2 separate regions of the Mus musculus genome follow, and region 2 is linked to region 1. The links are chromatin loops, found by intact Hi-C in ENCODE. Cell type or tissue: left cerebral cortex. All regions are shown on one strand. Links, peaks and the distances in the headings refer to the core of each region. The heading gives the core; the rest is flanking DNA. Region 1 overlaps Taf1b (TATA-box binding protein associated factor, RNA polymerase I, B). Region 2 holds the start of Grhl1 (grainyhead like transcription factor 1).

Region 1 (10,402 bases), core at 1,182-9,181:
AAGATTTTAAGTACATATAATTCAAATAGTTCTCCATGTTATAAAATATTGCAAAGGGAGGGAGGGAGGGAGGGAGGGAGGGAGGGGGAGAGAGAGAGAGAGAGAGAGAGAGAGAGAGAGAGAGAGAGAGAGAGAGTTAAGTCGTCTACCATTCTCACAAATGTTTTCAGCCTTCATTTAGTATTATATCTTGATTTCTGATTTGGGACAGTAGTTCTAAAGTTGCCACCATGGGGCTGGCAGGATGGCTTAGCAGACTAAGGCACTTGCCACAAACTCTGATTCAAGTTCAATCCCTAGGACCCACATGGTGGAGAGAGAGAATCTGCCTCCTGAAAGTTGTCCTTTGAGCTCTATGTATGTGTGTGTCACACACACCCCCCCCCATACACACACAGATATATACACAGAGACACATACACACACACATAGACACAGATAAACACACACATATACACGTACAGACACACATACAAACACAGACACACACTCACACTCACACACACTCACATGTGCTCATCCTCACTCCTGTTGGCATGCTGGGATTTCCCCTCAAGGTAGAATTTGTCAGCTTTCTGCTCAGATAACACCTTCTTAAAGAGGTCTTTCTGATCACCTGCTCAAAAGAGCCATCTTGCCCCCTTTCTAGAAACCTTTGGATGCCCCTTGCATTGCTGTTTTTCTGGATAACACTTTTCTCTGTCTACCATGATGGTTGTTTATGGCTTAGTAGAGTGTAAATTACAGGAGAGGTGAAACACAGGTCATTGTTATTTCCCCAGGCCTAGGGGAGTGGCACAGAAAGTGAGGTAGGTCTCTGTAGAGTCTGTAAGCTTGGCTATAGCGTCTGCTAGAGGACACCTGGAGGCTGGGTGGGGGATGGAGTGCTACCTCATCCAAGCCCTTTGGAATTTTCCCTCTGATTGTTTGACCTTTTATTTTTAAAAGTAGCTTGTGTTCACTATGTAAAAATTTACATCTCTTTTAAAAATCTCATTCCACCCTACTCCCACAGATAACCCTAACTAGAGTGTAGACACAATGTGAATCTGGCCGTTGTTTTGTTCCTCATTTTAAAACCTTTCACTGCGTTTCTGAATACGCAGCGTCTGTCTGCTCTGGCTCTGTTGATGGAGTGGAGTACTCCGAGCGGAAGGAGAAGGGGCTTGTGAAGATGACGGTGCCCAGGACACTTGCTCTCTGCTCTCTCTCCTTGCTCTGGCAGAGGGAAACAATTACAGTTTCAGACCTTTTGAGGTAAGCTGAACTTACTTCCTGATTGTTTTTTCCTGATTATCTGTGTGAATTTAGGAACATCCTTTGGATATTTTTAATTTTATAAGAAAGCCTAAAATGAGGAAAGGCCTGGAAAACTTAGGTAGTACATGGGCTGCTTTCTCATTATTCTGACTACGAACCTGACAAACCAACTAACTTAAAAGAAGAAAGATTTGCGTTGGGTTGTGGTTTAAGGGGATTCAGACCACCATGTCGGTGGTGGTGGTCGTCGTGGTCGTCGTGGTCGTCTTGCTCACATCAGACCAGGAAGGAGAGGAAAGGGCTGCTGCTGCTTTATATTAGTTCCTCTTTTATATTCAGTCTAGGACTCAGCCTATAGGTTAGAGTCATCTGTATTCAGGGTGGATCTTACCATAGTTAAACCTCTCTGGAAACATTTCTCTAGACATGCCTGAGGTGTATGTCTCTTAGGTGATAACAAATCCAGTCAAACTGACAATGATGAGAAATTGTTGCATGTAGCTTGGGTTCTAATTCTTAAAGTTAGTTCTCCTTAAGTCTAATAATTTGAGTTTTTACTAATAGAGTGGAAATTATACTGTTTATCTCACATGAAATATTAGAAAGTTAATTATCTAACATGAATAAAATACTTTAAAGAGAAAAATGACATTAATATTCCTGTGTCGACATCTTAAATATATATCTAAGAAAAGTTGAACAGGGAATCTTTTTACTAACAAAATGGCCATTAGTGGTTATATAAAACCATTCATTGCTGCTGTAAAGACTAAATTATAGGCAGCCTGTGTTTGTTAGGACAAGTTGATATCAAAACTATAGAAAGGCCCTGTTACACAGTAGTAGGTATTTACATATTTCAAAGTAGTCTACAGAATTTTAGACAAAAAGACTGGCCTAAGGAAGTAGACACTTGAGCTAAAGCCAGCTCCAATGGACAGGGTTTTATAACTAATGAGTTGAATGTGTAAGAATCAGTCAGTTACTAGGCAGACCAAAAAATGTTATTTTCCCTCTTCCTTTATGTGTGTTCTAAATAATAAATTGAATTTAATCAGTATATGGAGTACTTACAAGGACTCACGTTTGAAGCTAGACTTCTTTCTGGTTCTGCCAATTCATTTGCACAGCACATGACATTAAAGAAACCTGTAACTGTTTCGCTGTTTCTGCTTCCTTCCAGGTAAAATGGGTTTATAATAGTAATGGCCCCTTAGGGTTGTAACTGCTTGGGCCACCGGCACTGTGTGAGCACTTAGAGCAGTGAATGCAGCATCATTAGTGCTCTGGCGAGTCAGGATGTCGTCTCCATCCTCACCGCCACTGTTGTAGTCATTGGCACTTGTCCTTCTGTTAAATAGGCTGCCCCTAGTAAATGATGGTAGTGCCTTTGATTTTGCCGTATTAACCAAATAAGAAAGCTGTTCTCAGGTGTGAGCAGCTGCACATAGACCACTCGTGAATCAGCAAACTTTACTCAGTTGAACCTTGCCTTGCTTTGTGCCCTCACTAGATGACATCATCTTCTCCCAAGACTAATTATTATCTCTGTGCTGATGACTCCCCGCTCTATATCACCAGCCTAGGCTTGTCTGCTAAGGGCCAGACCCATATATTCATCTGTAGAGCTGCCCATGGTCATGACTACTTGATGCCTTTTATAGTCAAATTCATATGACTAAAAAGTGCCTCACCATCTGTCTCCTTGATCCTGCTCTCCTTCAGGGTCCTTAGCACATGCTATGGACCCTAGTGGTGTCAGAAAACCTAGAGCATCTTCTGGACTCTCCTCACTCTATATATACAGCCAGTCATTGCGTCCTAGCCCTTAACATTTCTAACACAACTCTGTAACCTGTTCTTCCCTCTGTGCCTCACCTCACCTCACCTCACCTCACCTCACCTCACCTCACCTCACCTGGATTGATTGATTGCTCACTGATCTCTCACTGTCTGCAGACTTGTCATTCCTTTCCATCTTCCTGCTGATAACCAGAGGGTCTTTCAAAAAGATCCCTAATCATGAGAACCTGATTGTGTCTTCAGAGCTGGGTCAAGGAGCCAGTCGTCCCAGGGCAGTCTGAGTGGGCAACAGAACTGTCCTAGAAATTTAACAAATGAGAGAAGTTCTTCTCAGGGAAAACACTGTGTGGGTGGAATAGACAGTCCCAGTCTTCAACCTCCCTTGCTCACCCTGCTCTTCCTCTGGCCCTCCTCTCCCACACAGGGAATTGTAAAATGCCTTCAAGGAGATTAGATCTAGCTAGCTGGAGGACTGTAACCCATCATGCTCCTTGGGTGTACAAACTGGGGACAGAGCTCAGTCACTTGGGTCAGGTAGTAGGAGAAGGGGCTGCTCTGTTTTTCCCCCAGAACGAGCTCCAAGTCAGATCCTCAACTAGTCTCCTCTTGACTAGCAGCCCCAGCATTGTCTGGGGACTGCAGAAATCAGACCTGGGCTAGGGCCTGTTGATCTCTGCTAAATTGCCCTCTGGGAGGCTCTCCATTGCAGTCTGAGCTGCTGCTAGAAGCTAAGGAACTTTGGTCTGCAGGGAGACATGGCTAGCTTGGCTGGAATATATGTCCGTCCATCCATTCATCCTTTCCTTTCTTTTCTATTCTTTTTTTTCTCTCTCTCTAAGATAGTGTTACTCTCCTCACTCTGGCTTCTTCTCAGAGATCTCCCTGACTCTGCCTCCAGCGCTGGGATTAAAGGTGTGTGATGCCTCACCTAGCCCTACGTATGTTATAGTTGATGGTAAATTGCTGTTTCCTCATTTATCTTCAGAGCAGCATCCATAGACTTTAGGATTAATTCTTCTTATCCTTTCACATTTACTTTAATGGACCCTCCCCTGCTAGCAGTAACAGCAGAAAGTAACAACAGCCAACATTTCTTGGACAAATATTTGTTGAGTAGCTGCTGTACTTGCATAATGTTCTAGAGTTTAGAGGCTTGAGATAACTTGGGAAGCATGCAAGTCAAGTGTCCACTTTCCTGAGGGGGGACAGGTGACTGTGAGTAAAGGAGAGAGTGATGAGCCACGCAAGTGCAGAGCAGAAGGCTGAATTAGGCTACTGGGGTGGAGCCTGACTGCACAGAAAGGGATCTGAGCTGCACTTGGAATGACAGAGCGGCCAACCCAACCTGTGAGTATCCCAGCATTCCAGGGAGAGTGGGGCATCGAAGCAGAAGTGGGCTCTGTGATCAAGGCACAGAAAACAAATAGTGGTCCTGGAGGAAGAGGCTGATGGGAGGGGAGGACTGAGAAGTGAGCAGGTTAGAGGTGAGTTTGTAAGCCATGCAAGGGGCAGGGCTTTTTCCCTTCAAAACTTCTTTAACACTTTGATATGTGTGCATAATAAACTTTAGTTGTTTTCACCTCCAGTCCTCTCATTCCCTTAACTTAGAAATACTGAGGTATAATTTACATATGATAGAAGTCTCAATCAGTAATATTATGAAGTTCCTTAGGGCTGAGATATGGCTCAGTAATTAGGGGCACTTCCTGCTCTTTAAGAGACTCTGAATTCAGTTCCCAGCAAGTCCATGGTATCTCAGAACTGCCTGTAAGTCCTGTTCCAAGGGATCAGCACTCTCTTCTAGACTCCATGAGCACTAGGCGCAGATGGATTATATATACAGATGTGCAGGCAAACGTATAAAATAAATCCTTAGAAAGATATATATAATTTGCACCAGGGGTGGTGGTGCAGACCTTTAATCCTCTGCACTTAGGAGACAGAGGCAGGCAGAAGTGCAAAATGTGTTCCAGGCCTGCCAGGGCAACACAGTGAGACTATCTCACATAACAAAACAAAACAAAACAGAAAGTAAAATGTGATTCAGTGGTTTTTCAGAATATCCACAAAAATATGCAACTGTCACTTTGATATTTTATCCCTCAAAAATGCTGTGAGCCCATTAGGACTTTGAGTTTTAAGTGCTATTGTAAGTGTCAGGGAGACTATAGCAGGAGCGACCATCTGACCCTAAAGGGTCACCCAGGCAGCTCTGTGGAGATGGTGTTTTGTGGAGGGAAGGGAGACAGGCAAGAGGCTTGGATGAAGCTGTGCTGAAATGGAAAGGATAAATGGGACAAGAAGGATCCACAGAGCACACAGCTCTAACATGTGGTGTTGCTTTAATGGTCTACAACCAAGAGCCAGCTTGTTAAATTCTAATTGTCTCAAATCAAAGCTTCCAAAAACTGCAGTAACATTGTGAGCATAGAGTGTTTCCAGGAGACGCTGCTGAAGTCTTTGTTGGGCAGGCGAGGGATGCTTTTTTCTTGTGCCAGTTCCTTTTCAGCAACTTCCTGGATTGATCCAGACAGGCTGCTGATAATGCCCACTAAAGGCAGTAGTGTGTTAGAATTTTGAATGAGCTGCCATCCATTGTTGAGGCGAAAGGTTTTCTAAAAGAAATTTCAAATTTGAAAGTAAGCAGACTTTGAGAAATGGTTGGCACAGTGCTGTAAACTATGGCATGGTTAAAGCTCTACATACCTCAAGACCTGCTCTGGGTGCATCTCTGTGTCCCCAGACTCAGGTCTCTTTCTTACGTCTGCTTCAGCAGCACTGAATGAGCCTCTCAGGCAGCCCATGTGGGCATGATCCTAATGTCCTGTCTGCCTGAATTGATAGGGTGCGGGTGGGCCAACTCTCCCTCTCTTGCTAATTTCTCACTTCAAGCACTAGGCCTGCTTCGAGCATGTATTCTCACATTTATTTTAAATACATATAATATGTGTGTGTATATATCAAGGAATAAATAAATGATGCACATGTTAGCATTTGGAAGTCTAGATGTTTTGAATGATAGGTATATATGATATCATGTATATAATAATATTAAATCAATATATAGTTTACTATGCATAGATACTTTATGCAACCTAAAGCAATCAATGAAAACCCAGCTGGGAGAGGTTTTCATCTATTTTTACTTTGAATATTTAATTCTCAAGTTTCAATAGACTAAAAGTTAGAAGAATCACATTTTAATTTTGAAATTAAATTTAGGTCAGTGCTTCCTTTTCTAGGAAGCTGGTGACAGTGGAGGTCCAGGCGGTGCATTCTGGGTACTTACTCCCAACTGGCTTTTTCTTTCTTTTTCTTTTTCTTTTTCTTTTTCCTTTTCTTTTTCTTTTTCTTTTTCTTTTTCTTTTTCTTTTTCTCTTTCTTTTTTGTTTTGTTGTTGTTGTTTTGTTTTGTTTTTTCAAGACAGGGTTTCTCTTTGTAGCCCTGGCTGTCCTGGAACTCACTCTGTAGACCAGGCTGGCCTCAAACTCAGAAATCCGCCTGCCTCTGCCTCCCGAGTGCTGGGATTAAAGATGTGCTTATTTCTCTTGATACTTTGTTTAGGAATTTATGCAGGAGACCCTGTCCTACATTGTCTCTTTTATTTCTTTCTCTGCTTTGTTTTCTTAGCATACTGTAGTATATTGACTGGCTGCCCTCACCTTCTTCTAGCTAAAACACAAGATCTGTGGGAACAGGAATTTGACCTGTTTGCTTCACTGCGGCTTCCCCACTAGTGCTGATGGTGCCGTACCCTAACCTTTATTTAATTGTGAATGAGGTATAAATACATGTTTTAGTTCATTTTTAACATTTGGAGTTTTCTTCAGATTTAACATTTGACTCCAAATGTTTGACCTCTTATTGTGTAAAAAGCATTGGGATGAAAACCTTAATAGTTTGTTCATCAGCCAGCATGCACTGGGCTGGTCCTGAAGACAGAAGGGAGACGAGGAAACAGGGCCCAAAGAAGAGCTCCCTGAAGAAGGGATTCACCGGGTGAGCAGGAGCTAGGCATACATGGAAGGAAGGCTGTGGGGCCTGCTGGTGAGCTGGCAGATCTACACTCCTCAGACACAGTGCATTGATTAGAGTTAAGGTATCTGTAGACAGTCAGCTGTCTGGTCTTCTTCATGGGTGCTGGGGACAGTAGCCTTTAAAATATAGGGAGTAGAATTTACTGAGCTTATTCTTCCTTCCCTTGTGAAGGGGGTAGATTTTCAGAAAGAGTTTACTCAGAACAAGTGTACAGCTTTCATTGAGATGTTTTTTCTGAAAAAATGCAGGTTTGTTGAAGAGGATCATATTCCGTACATAAATGCTTTTAAGCTTTTTCCAGAAGAGATGAAAGTGTATGGTCGTGACAAAGGCATCTTTGCTATAGAGGTAGGTTATATTCTTTTGTGCATTGCAGTGACTAACATGTCAGCATTACAGTTGTTTCTATGTTCTCTGGTGCAGTATTTGATTCTGCAGTTTTCAAACATGTCTAAAATCTAGTTTCCCCTAGTTGTAATTTAATGATGGGTAGATGTATTCTTTTTTTTTAATTTGCTCATATGATGGTTCTGAAAGTTGTGGTTCTGTCCCTGCTTGCACACAGGATGGCCTTGTAGGAGAGAAGAAACTCATCACCTTGTGTCAGGAGGTGCTAGCTTAAGTTTTGTACTTACGTTAATTTCTCTCCTTTCTGAAACAGGGTCTCATTGTGTCACCCAAGCTGGCCTTGAACTCACCATCCCTCTGCCCCAGCATGCTAAGTGCTGAGATTACAGTCATGTACCATATGCCTGACTCCTTTCTCTTTCTCTAGATCTGTTCCTAGTGGAAATGCTTCTGTCCTTCAACTGTGTATCTGTATTAGAGTACTCAAAGGCTTCTCCTTGGTCTTCACTAGATGGTTGTAGATATACTAAATATTAATATTAAATATTTTCTTCCATTTCCCACTTAAGGAATTATTGTTCTAAGCTTTTGTGGCTTCTGTGGCAATGGCACTGTATCTACTTTAGAGATATCTGTGGAATACATGCCAGTGGTTTCTAGTAGTACTTGTGGCAACTTAATAAAGACAGTACTCTTTATACGATGTGAAATTAAGGCTAAATCATTGTAAGTTTTCTACAGCCTTATATAATGAGCAAATCACTAGACCTTGGCCTGGACTACATCTCCCACATCAGAAGTCTTCTGTGCCACGACAGCTTCTCAGTCGTCGTAGAAAAAGACAGCTAAAGAGGTTCCAGATCTTTCCTTTCAAAACCCACTATTGGACAGCAGAGTACAAAACTTCCAAGAACATGGGTCTTGAGTAAAATTGACCAAAGTGAGCAGTGCATTGAGAAATATTACTTATAAAAAACAAAAACATACAACAGTAACAGAAAACTCTGCAGAACTTTGGGTGCAAACAATGAGTGTGGAGCACTTTTACTTGAGGTTTCTCCTACCTGTCACCTGACCTTGATCCAGCTGGTAGGACGGTGCTACCAGAATGTGGCTGTGCCTATTAACTTCATTGCTGGAGAGAAGCAGGGGGCAAGTGAAATAGAAAATTCCATAGGGGATGTTCAGAGAAAGTCCACATCCTACTTACCTGAGACTGACTGCTGATGAATCAAGCAGATGAACCGTAGTTACTAAGCGGACAGCCCAGAATCTGAGCAAATGTCCTAATGATGTCACTGTGGGTAAGAGACATTGACATCAGTTAGAAAGTTGGATGTCTTATACCAAAAGTTAAATGCTATCACATCTACTTGTCTGTCTGTCGGTCAGTCAGTCATCCATCTATCTTTGTTGTTTTTCTTTTATTGTTCAATCTTTCAAAGGTAGGTGGATTCCCTTCTTTGGAAATAGAATTTAAGGCAAAAGAAATAAAAAAGATTAGGACCAAATAATTGTAAGAATTTTTTTCCCCTCAGTTAATCCTCTTAGAAAACACTTGCTTTGTTCTGCGGTAGGTAAGAGGCTGCCTGTGTAATCGTTGTTTGGTAGTACATAATGGGGAGGATCTTCCCCCGCTTTGGTCTCACATTTTAAAAATCATTTCCATTCAGATGCCCTGTGATGTAAAAGTTTGCTGGCCTGTCAGTGTGTTGACAACATACAGACAACATTTTGAAAAAGTCCCAGTATTTCACCTTTCTCTGAAATTAATCAGGGGAACTGATTGCAGTTCATTGCCAAATCAGGGTGTAGCAGGACTGTAGTGTTCCAACCCCTCTAACCCAGGGTTTTAGTTACCTGCAGTCAGCCACAGCACAAAAATATTAGATGAAAAATTCAAAAGTTAACTCAAAAAATTTGAGAAATGGAATGAAGCATCGTGTGTTTTGAGTTTTGAGTGATAGGATGGTCGTCCTGTGTACTGCTGCCAGGGCGTGAGTCATCCTGTGCGGCCTGAGCGCCTAGCATATGACCTGCCCACTCATCACTTGGCAGCCGTTTGTTATCAGACTGACTATCCAGGATCAGTCACAGTGCCTAGATTCTGTAAGCACTAATGGACTTAATAATGGCCATAAGATACAGGCAGACTGACTATCCAGGATCAGTCACAGTGCCTAGATTCTGTAAGCACTAATGGACTTAATAATGGCCATAAGATACAGGCATGGTGACGTCAGCAATTCAGATGTGTCTAGGAGCAGCTATGAAGTGCTACCTTTAAATGGAAAGGCTGACCCATTTATATCACTAAAAAGGATTTATTATTTGAATTACATATGAGGGATAGGGTATTTGCATATGAGTGGTTCTCTCTGAGGAGTCCAGAAGCATTGAATCCCCTGGAACTGCACTTACAGGTGATTGTGAACTACCCTATGTGGGTTCTGGGAATCCAACTCAGGTCTCCTGTACTTTTAACTAGTGCACCTGCCATCTTCAGCCCCTGCCACTTTGGTTCCTCTGGGTTGCTGTTATTAGTTACTGATCTCTTACTGTGCTAATTTTTTAATTAAACCATCTCATGGATGTGTGTATGTATATGAGAGAAGGTAATACAAATAGGACTGGTACTATCTGGGAGGTTTCAGACATCCATTAAGGATTTTGGAATATATGCCCAGAGATTACTATAGTTTATAATGGAAAAAGAGAAATTCATTGATGGGGGGGAGCTCAGAGGCTTTCAAAAAGACAATTTGAATGTCAAAGGATTCGGAGCATCCCCTGGCAAGCCACTAGAGCCCCTGAGTAGTTTGTAAAGTGATCCTCTCTTATTTCTCTAGTGTGTGTGTGCATGCATGTGTGGGCGTGTGTAGGTGTGCATGGGTGCACAGAGAGCTTGCTGTTTGTCTTCTTCCTAACAAATACTGCTAAGTCAGTGGCAGTG
Region 2 (10,402 bases), core at 1,064-9,063, 52 kb after region 1:
GCACTGAGTTGGGAGAGGTCCAGTGGAGTCCCCTACTCTGACACCCATGCTTAGGACACAATCTTCTTTTCAAAACAGTGCCATTGACTGGGTGTGCTGTGACATTTCCATAACCCCAGCTCCTGAGGAGCCTATGACAGGAGAAACATGAGTTTAAGGGGTATACAATGAGACCCTGCCTAAAAAAAAAAATCAAGCCACATTAGGGTAGTGGTGGCACACGCCTTTGATCTCAGCACTGGGGAGGCAGAGGCAGGCAGATCTCTGTGAGTTCGAGGTCAGCCTGATCTACAAAGTGAGTCCCAAAAAACAAAAACAAAAAGCCAAAAAGAGCAAAAAGCAACAAGCACATTCCCACAAAATAAATAACTAGAAGGAGGCAGCTGGGTGTACTGCTACATGCCTGGACTCAGCTACTCAGAAGCCTGAGGCGGGAAAGACTGAGACCAGTCAGGGCCATACAACCACCAGATTCTATCTCAGAAAAACAAAGCAGAAACCAACAGCGCTATCCCATTCTTAAGTTTAAGAAGGCCCTCCTAAAAGATAAGCTCTACTCGTAACTAAGAAACAGTAAAGTCTGTAAAGATCTAAAACAGTCCACCTGTGGGCTGCTGTCAGCTAGATCAATGGCGGGAGGAGCTTGCTGCACAGGCCTGCAAACCTGAGTTTCATCCCTGGAACCCAAATAAAGGCAGAAGGAGAGAACTAACTTCATAATGTCGGCTGATCGCCATGCATGTACCTTAGCATCTGTGCTCGTGTACACAAACACACACACACACACACACACACACACACACACGCAGACATAAAAGAGTAAGAACGTTAATTTTAAAATTGCAACTCCAATTCTAGGAATCCATCCTATGACCATACTTGGCCTAGCATACAAAAATGTGCTCGGGAGGATGTTTATTGTGAATGTTTGTGATTGTGAAAAGCTCAGAGAAAACTCACTACTCACCACTAGCCTCTGACACACACCAAATCAAAGAAATACAGATTTCACCACAACGACATGAAAATTGGAAACCGTAAGAAGTGATAAGTTGTCTTAGCAAAATGCTAAGACATATGCTTGCAATCACATAGAGAAATCTGGAACTATACACACAATAGTTACCATTCTCTCAGGACATTGGGGATGGTGGGTGAAACAGCCTGTTTGAACCCTAGCTCTTCTCTATTGCTTAAATGTCTTTCTTCCCTTCCTTACTTGTTTCTTTAGTTTATTTATCTTGAACTGTATGTATTACTTTCTATGATTAGAAATAATGTTAATGTATAAATAAGGGCCTTCAGGATGGCACAGTGGGTATGGGAGCTTGTCACCAAACCTGAGGACCTGAATTCGATCCCTGGAGCCCCTATGATGGGAGGAGAGAACTGACTCCCACGAGTTGTCCTTTCATCGACACACACATGCTGCAGTTCGTGCTCCCACATGAACCCCCAATACCTACGAGTAAATAATTTATAATAAAAATAAAGACATAATGCTAACAGCTCACAGATGTGGACTTGAATTTCAGAGTACATTAGAAATAAACAAAATAAAACTATCTTGAAGTTTACTTACAAGACCTATTTTTTTTCAGTGTTTGTTTTGTTACAGGGTTTCCTGTAGTCCAGGTTGGCCTGAGACTCTATCTAGATAAGAACAACTGCTTCCACCCCCCAAGTGCTGGAACTACATCTGTATACCACCATACCTAAGGCCTATATTTTAAATTACTATAGCTATGATCTAATACCAGTGGACCTTCCTGTTCTGTTTCTGATTTTATGGCTTAGCCTGTCTTCATTAGACCTGTATATTTGTCACCTACCATATGTCAGACACTTGCTCCTGGATGTCCTCAATACTAGAGGGTCATTTAACTTAGCCCTACAGATAGGCCAATGAGACAAATCCAGGGTCTTGGGGGCCTACAGAAAACTGTGCCATTTGATAACTGTCTCCAGGAAATTTTTCATATACACACCAGTGCTGGGGACCCAGCACTGACAAAACAATGCCTTCTCTGGGAAAGCTCACATAAGATCTCAGACATGGCAAACAGGGCATGGTAAACGTGCTGGAACTATGCTGTCAGCATTGTGGATGGCTCACTGGGCCAAGGCTCGGGAAGGCCAGATAGGGGTGTGGAAGTGCTCCCAAGTCTGTGGTGTCTGAGCAAAGTGGTGTCTGCCAACCTCCAGGATATCAGCTGACTTGGGAAGGGAAGGCTTTATTGGGGATGACATAGGATGGTGTTTTAGGAAGGGCCACCCTGGCAAGAGTATGGAGACATGTCTGTGTTGGTGTGCATTTGTGCTTATGTGTGTATGCATACATATATAATTTTCTTAAATTTGAAACTATCAAGTAAAGAAAGAACAGGCCCCAGGCCCCAGAGTTGCCCCAGGGCTGAGCACAGAGGCTGGAAACCGCTCTGAGCATCATGTCTGTGGTTACTGACTAGAGCGCTAGCACCTCAGAGAACTGAGAACACAGGGTTGGGAGGTGAGAGGCAGCTAGCACAGGACAAAGGCATGGTCAGCCCTTAGCAAGAACACACCTGTCTCCCTGGTCCATCATCTCTCAGTGGCCTCCCAGCTCACCTGACTGCCCTCTCTGCTCTCCTGGCTCTTCTCCCTCTGAGCCTTTGATGTTGGAGGCTCCAGGACCCAGGGGCTCCTCCCTGCCTTAGGGCTTCAGCCATTTCAAGGCTTTGAATTCTTCCCTCAGGATGATCTTGCCCAGAGGTCAATTTTTGGTCCAGATCTCCCACTGGAACTCCAGTCTAGTATCCATCTGCGTGACTCATGTACTCAGAAGGAAAATGAATTTTAAACTTAGCACATCCTAAACAGGACCCTTGCCCACTTATAAACTGCTATGTCTGCTGTCCCTCGCCATCTCAGAGGCAGCAGTCACTCTATCCAGCTGCTCAGCTGAAACCTCTGGTCGTTCTGAACAAGAATGACTTTGGTTGCTGTTGTCAAAGTTTCACTTTGGGCCTGGCCTGGAACTGGAGAGCCTCCTGCCTCAACTCCTGAGTCCTGGGATTGTCTGCACACCATCTGTCAGAGGTGCTCTCTAACCTGCCCTTTGGGTCTCAGAGAATCCTGTTCGTTTGAACACAGAGGCATCTAGAATTCAAACCCTTCTCAGTGTCCCATCACCCCGGGTCATGCTTCTGGCTACTATTTATCTTTTGCTTGTCTCTTTTGAAATTGCCTCCTGCTGATTCCCTACCATTCAGTGACCAGATTATTTGAAAACACGAGTGAAGTCTGTCTATGCCCTACCGCAAGTCCTTCAAAGCTTCCTCACTTAAGGCCTTACAGAAACCCGCGGGGCTCTACAGTTTGCACCAGTGCCCAGTTACTCTCTGGCCACACTGCTTTCCTAGCTCCTCAGTGGACACACTCGTGTCTCCTCTATCACGGTCTATAGCTGTGCCTTCACCCTTATGCCCACCCCCTCGCCATCTACATCTTTAAACCCAGAGAGCTCCACTCTACTTTCCCCATCCACCTGCAAAGAGTGCCATCTCTCTCCGCACACCAAAGGAGTCACCGTGACTCTCAAAGTAGGACGCTCTAGGAGGCAGGAAAATTTGCCTGCTCTGTCTCTGCCTTGTCCTCTCTGTCTAGGTCCCTGTCTCTACTGTTGTAGGCCTGAGGCTGAGGTTAAAGAAACCGACCCATAGGAAAATGGTTTAAAAAGGGGTTAGGATATGGGAGGAAAAAGTGGAAGCCAATCTGGAGCTGGCCAAACAGAAAGACCACACAGGTAGTAGGTAGGGGTTGAGGATGCTAAAGTCCAAATATAGCGCTGGGCAGATGAAGAGCCAAGCAAGTTCAGATGCCCTCAGGAGGCTGGTGGGGACCTCTGGGGCTTGGGAAGGTGTCTTAGAGTGATGCTTTTGACACTTGATAGGTGCCCAATAAACAGGGACCGCTGGCCGGGGAAACGTGGGTTATTAAGAGGCTGTGCAGATTGGCGACTGTCACATGGTGGGCACTGAGAGATGAACCAGAAGGAAACCTCCAAACCTGCACAGCTGCAAAGAAATTCCCTAGGTATTTCCCAGGCAGAGGCCTTGGGGCCGGAGAACTGACCGCGAGAGAGAACTGGAAGGTGAAACGCGCCCACGCGGGTGTGCGCCGAAGCCTCTCGGCGCCGGCGGCACTACCGGCCGGCGCCACCGGGGCCAGCCGCGCGCAAGCTCCCCAGCGCCGCTGAGCACCGCCGAGCACCGCGTGGCCCCCGCCCTCCGGTCCGCCCCCAGGCTCCTCCCCAGAGCTCCATCTCACCAATCAGGAGGAGCTCCCTCCTCCCAGTTCCAGAAGCTCCGCCTTGGGCCGGAGCTCCGCCAGCCAATGGGAGGCCGAGCCCAGCGCCCAGTGCGCGCAGCCCGCGCCGAGCCGGCTCAGAGCGAGAAAAGCGAACCCAACCCGTCGGGGCCGCCGCTCCGGACCCACCGCCTGCCGCCGCGCGCCGCCCGCCGCCGCCTCCTCCCCCCGGATCGGGTGTACTGTCCCAACCCGAAAGTCCAGTTCTGCGGCCCGGCAGCGGCGAGCGAGCGCGATGACACAGGAGTACGACAAGTGAGTGAGGCGCGGGCGCGAGTCCGGCCAGGGCCCGGGGGCCACCGCACCTGCCGCGGCGACGGCGCGGGTTCCGGGAGCTGGGAGGACAGGCTGGGTGGGGCGAGGCTAGGGGGTGGGGGGGGACACTCGGCCTGTCGTCTAAGGGCTCCCGGGCTCCCGGGCCCCGCGCTCATGGACCGGTGGGGACGGGTGGACCCTGGGCAGCCTCCTGTCACCTGCGGAGCTGCCGGAGCGAGAGATCTAGGGGAAGGTTGAAGTGTCCGCTGCCCGCGCGTTTTCTTCACTCCGGCTGCTGTGTGAGAAATCTGCTGTGGGTGTTCTTGGGCCCTTGCATCACCGATGGTAATTACAGAAGACTATTTTTGCCGTTTGGGAATATCAAGAGGAAGAAACTGCACGCAGGGTGATAAAGTTAGAGACCACTGTCGAATCGGGATTGCTTTTTAGAGTTTGGGACATAAGAAAGCAGCGAGAAATGTTCAGTGATGATGTAAGATGTGATCAGACGTTGGCAGGACTTGTGTGGGGGCAGTTCTCGATTTTACTCGCAACTTTTCTATAAATATGAAGATGTTCTGAAAGATCAAGTCTGTCTTATCTCGGCTCAGTAAATCTGGAGTGAAGAATTGGTTTCATAGTTAACTTGTTAAGGGTGGATTTTTCTCATGCTTGTTTTCTGATGAAGGTTAGCTGAGTGTGGAATCAGTAAGAGATTAATCTTGTCTTGTAGAAAATGAAGTTCAGGTAGTGCTCGGCTTTCCTTTTAGAATCCTGACCTATAACTCTTGAAGGTCTGAGGCTCATTTGAAAACACCCATGAACCTTCAGGGCCGGAGCAACAACTTGCTCTTCTTGAAGAAGTGGGCTGCAATTGTTCATGTGTTTATTTCTCTACTTACTGACTAGGCAAAAGTCCCAGTGCCAGCCTCTTGGCCTTAGGCATACTTTGGAAATATAAAATGCCTTCAGGGTAATTGCAGACATAAAGCCACTTGGAAAATATTTATTTTCTGATGCTTGTACCAATGTTGGATGGGATGGGAGAAGGGAAGCTTGAAAAACTAGCATTACGACTGTTGAGCGAGCCAACTGCTGTCAGAGTCTTCTGGAAGTGGCTATTAGACTATTAATAATAGCTCAGCAGTACACCAGAGACTCTCACCACGGAACCGGAACCGCCATCTCTATCGGCCTCAGGACCCAAAGGCTTGCTTGCGGGGAATGCTAGGTTGTGTATTGCTTTCTTCGGATAAAACTTGAGATTTATAAAGATAAGCCTTCTTGATTCTTTTTATGTTTCAAAATAATAAGCTGCTTCCAGATGTAAGCCCTCAGACTCGTCTTTTTTCCTCCCCTTTTCAAAGATGTCCTTTTTTTTCTTCTTCTAAACCTATATCTGTTTTTGAAGGATTTGGGTGACTGCCAAGCCCTAACCTTTGTTGATTACTTGAGAAGATAATCAGACTTTCTCCACTCACTTTTAGAAAAGGTAGGTCACCTCCAGGCCATTTACATATTTCATTCGTGTGTTGCAACGAGACCTGGGCCAGGACAGCCATAATTCAGATAAGTTCCAGACACCTCCGTTCTTGTTCCCTCACACACACAAAAGTACTGCCTCGTCTTGCTGAAGTCAATGTTCCGTTTTTTCTTTCTATTGACTTATTAAACAGTACCGGCTGGACAGTTGTTGAGACTGTTGACATTTCCAGGTTCTGGAATCAGTAGACTTTGCTTGGATTATTTAAATTAAACCTTCTGTAAAGCGCCACTAAATTCACCATTCGTTTTCTGGATTTTTCCCACAAACTGCGCTGTTAATGTGAAATGGTCCTTGCCTGGTGTGAAAAACTAATAAAGATTGTATTTATTTTGGGGGGAAGGGAGCACTGGAGATTAAGCCCAGGAAGCCCCCTCACCCAGAGCAGAGAAGTCACGTGCACAACACCTTAGCCAGGCCCTCTAATCCTAAAGCCTAGTAAAGGTTTTTTACATTTTATTTATTTTATTTTATGAGTTGGTGTTGGCACTCCCTTCACCCTCCCAACATATTCTCCCTCCCTCCCTCTCCCTCCCTCTCCCTCTCTCCCTCTCTCTCTCTCTCTCTCTCTCTCTCTCTCTCTCTCTCTCTCTCTCACACACACACACACACACACACACACACACACACACACACACACATCAGAGGACAACTTGTAGCAAGGCCTTTCTATCAACCATGTGGGTTTTAAAAATTTAACTCAGATACCTTTATCAGCTGAACTATCTTACCAGCCAATGAAGACTTTTAAGTGATTAATTTGCTCTCTCTGTGTGTGTGTGTGTGTGTCTTTAAGAATCAGAGAACAACTTGAAGGGATCTGTTCTCTTCTTCCACTATGTAGGTCCCAGGGATGGACCCTCAGGCCATCAGACTCATGAGCAAGTGCCTTTACCTCTGAGCCATCTTCCCTGGGCCCATGTAAAGATTTTAAAATCCTAACTGTCCACTGTTTTTCTTAAAGGCCGATTTTCATCCTGTGCCTTCGTCTGTTGTAGGCTGAGTGTTTATCTCTAAGATGAGCAGTTCACTCCCATGCCAGAAGATTAGGCGGCTTTACTGATTTATAGGCCCCGTTGGCTACATTCCAGTCTCCTTCTGCTGGTAACAGAAGTCTTCTAACTTTCTCATATACCCTGAAGGATTAAGTGAAATCTCCCTTTTGCTTTCCGTCCCTTCCTCCTGCCCCTGTTTCTCGGAAGGAGCTGTTTAAAGACATGGCCCTGGCTGGGGAAGGGGGAAGTCACATGTCGCAGCCTGCTTGAGTGTGATTAAACTGTATCCATGCCTCGCTGTATCCCGTATGTGCTGTTATAAATATGTAAATAGCCCCGTGTCTTCTTGGGACTAGTTTTGGATTTTGACAGGTAGTATTATCTCAGTGTTTCTGACGGGGGGGGGGGGGGGGGGGGGCTTCCTTCTGCCTTGCCTTCTGAGCCTGTCTTCATCTGACTTACTAAAGCTAAGGCTACTGATGTAGCTATCGTGACACAGGGTGATTTAAAATACGCCTTTAGAAAAAGTGTTTTGTAAACCAAATCTGAATTTTCTGAATGTTTTTGTATTTATTCCAAAATTATCTTTAAGAGGAGTGTGGACGCCATTTCACTAACTTTATTGCGTTTCCTTCAGACAGACCTTCAGAAGCTGTTGGTATTTAATTGACTCTGATACAGGAGATGGAGCCCAGTGCTTTGCTCATGCTAAGCAGTTGCTCTGGCACAGGGCCGTGTGTCCTATTTTAGAGGAATGTCAAAGAACTGTTTATTTAGCTTGGTTTTGGGTGTTGGTTTTTGTTGTTTTGGTTTTTTTTTTTTTTTTTTTTGGTTTTATGGGTTTTGTTTTTATACAGCTTCTAAGCTGTCTGGCTGTAGGAAGTATGGATTTAACTTTTTAATTTCTTCCTCTGAAGCAAAAGGCCCGTGCTGGTACTTCAGAATGAAGCCCTCTACCCACAGCGGCGCTCCTATACCAGTGAGGATGAAGCCTGGAAGTCGTTCCTGGAAAACCCTCTCACTGCGGCAACCAAAGCGATGATGAGCATCAACGGAGACGAAGACAGCGCGGCTGCGCTGGGCCTGCTCTATGACTACTACAAGGTAGGCTGCGGGCTCTTTACAGCTGCGAACGCCATGCTCAGACGCACCTGATTCAGCAGCCTATAAAACAGTCATTTGCTGGTGGAATGTCAGGATGCTTGCTTCTCTAGTGACTATAAATAGTTTAACGAGTCCCCCGGCTTTTGGTGGTTCAAAGCTGAGCATCTACGATCATAGAATCAAAGGGTGGTTTTTAAACAGCTGCTCTGGCCCTCGCTGAAGGAGACGCTGCTAATAAAAGGAGGTAGTAGCCTGTCTCCCCCAGTTTGAGTATTTTAACAGACTTGGTTTCGGGTGTCATGGGAAGGGTTGTTGCTGACTGACCTGTGCTCTCCCCTTCTGAGTGATCAGTGTGACCGCCTTTTCTGTAGCTGCTTTTACAAAGCCTTGGGAGCCGCTGGGGGAAACACACACTTTTGCAATTCTGGGACCTGGTTCTAAGATCAGAATACATTTTCTTTTTTCTAAAGATTTATTTTATTTATATGAGTACACTGTTGCTGTCTTCAGACACACACCTGAAGAGGGCATCAGATCCCGTTACAGATGGTTGTGAGTCACCATGTGGCTGCTGGGAATTGAACTCAGGACCTTTGGAAGAGCAGTCAGTGCTCTTAACCACTGAGCCATCTCTCCAGCCCGCAGAATACATTTTCTTGCCTGTTGCTAGACAGCTGAATTAGCCTTCACTCTCAAGTGCACCATGTGTGGGTTTTTTATACCGTTCTGCCTGATGGTTCTTAATGGAATTCTAGTAATTCAGTTGCCACTCACTGGTGACCTGTATCATACTGGGCATAGGATGTAAGGCCAGCCTGTGTGTCACTTTTGACTCTCAAGCCCAGCGGCTCGGATGCATTCAGTTAGGGTTTCAGCCACAGACCAGTGCTGGGGTGTGGCCTGCGTTCACCTTCTCTTTGGCGTTGTCCAGCAGCAGACGCCCAGGGATGGCCATTTGAACTGGTTGGTCCTAGGCATCAGTTGTTATTACTTGATAACTAGCAGTGCTTTAAACAGATTGCTAGTCAATCCAAGAGTACTTGGTGTTATCTTTTTTAACAAAGGTCTATGTAATTTTAGTTATGTGTATGCATATGAGGATGTATAGGCACGTTTCTGTACATGAGTACAGAAACTGGAAGAAGTTGGATTCCCTGGAGCTAGAGTTGTGAGCTGCCTACTGTGAGTGTCAGGTCCCAAACTCCTGTGCAAGGGCATTGTGCACTCTTAACCAATGAGCCATCTTTATTTTGTTGTTAATGGTGAAATATGAAAGAATTCTTGCATGGCAAAACACTGTACACATCTCAGCAATACGTGTGTGCCTGTTTGGACCATGTCTCAGCTGGGTTAATGTCACGGTGTACCAGTGTCATTTTTCCAGCTTTTCAGCTCTGGGGCAAAGAAAAGGGGAGTCAGACAAGGAGTGGAATGGAGCCAGAGAGATGGCCCAGCATTTAGGAGCATTGGCTGCTCTTTCAGAGGACCCTGGTTCAGTTCCCAGCACCCACATGGTGACTCAAAGCCATCTCTAACTGCAGTTCCAGGGTATCCGATGCATTCTTCTGACCCTGGGCACCATTCACACATGTGGTATACAGACATAGGTACAGGCCAAACATTCATACATGAAAAAACCAAAATACATACCTTAAATTTTAAAGAAGAAAGAAATCTTTACTCCCACTATAAAGTAAGTTTGTGATCCCACAAGTCTATTTGGCAGTTGCTCTTTACCGGTTGCTGTGGTGATCAGACTGTTGGCTCCTTGAGGGCAGATGTTGCCCAGGGCTCAGCAGGTAGTCAGGAGATGAGTGAACCAAAGAGCATCCTGAGAAATGAAAGGTTTCTTCTTCAGGTGAAGAAGGCTTCTCCCCTGAATAAGGACTGAGTCCCTCTCATTGATGTTGACACTTTAGGTCCCCAGAGAGCGCCGGTCATCAGCCGTAAAGCCCGAGGGAGAGCACCCAGAGCCAGAGCACAGCAAAAGGTGAGTGCTCCCTACAGCAGCACAGCAGCAGACAGGTGATGACAAGTGAAGAGGCAGGGCTTTGCCAAGCAGACCCGGGAAGCTCCTGGTGGGTGAGACCGTAGAGGGACCTCTGTCACCTCAGGGTCAGATTCTGTTGCTGATTTGCCTCTGAGAAGTTATGTTTAT

Evidence for each region. Hi-C counts contacts between places; a loop is a spot of excess contacts. Peaks named below come from ENCODE experiments on the same cell type or tissue, not always from the same donor. Only the 100,000 strongest peaks of a DNase experiment are listed, where the experiment ranks them.
Region 2: a loop joins it to region 1, with 5 times the contacts of the local background. A loop is called at or near these places in 2 of 42 quality-filtered maps.

What each region holds. Positions count from the first base shown.
Region 1 is chr12:24,515,753-24,526,154 of GRCm38, forward strand. It overlaps Taf1b (TATA-box binding protein associated factor, RNA polymerase I, B), which reads left to right. Exons shown (of 15, transcript NM_020614.2): 7 at 1,107-1,257; 8 at 7,350-7,449. Among named protein-coding and RNA genes, the nearest start is that of Taf1b, 22 kb to the left of the region's middle. In left cerebral cortex, for the core only: no CTCF peak of the experiment used is centred there; a DNase peak (open chromatin) is centred at 5,470; H3K27ac peaks cover 603 bases.
Region 2 is chr12:24,567,857-24,578,258 of GRCm38, forward strand. Grhl1 (grainyhead like transcription factor 1) reads left to right here and starts at 4,431. Exons shown (of 16, transcript NM_001161406.1): 1 at 4,431-4,602; 2 at 8,058-8,244; 3 at 10,164-10,234. The coding sequence starts at 4,583. In left cerebral cortex, for the core only: a CTCF peak has its summit at 4,175; DNase peaks (open chromatin) are centred at 4,324, 5,049, 7,216 and 7,833; H3K4me3 peaks cover 2,687 bases; H3K27ac peaks cover 1,864 bases.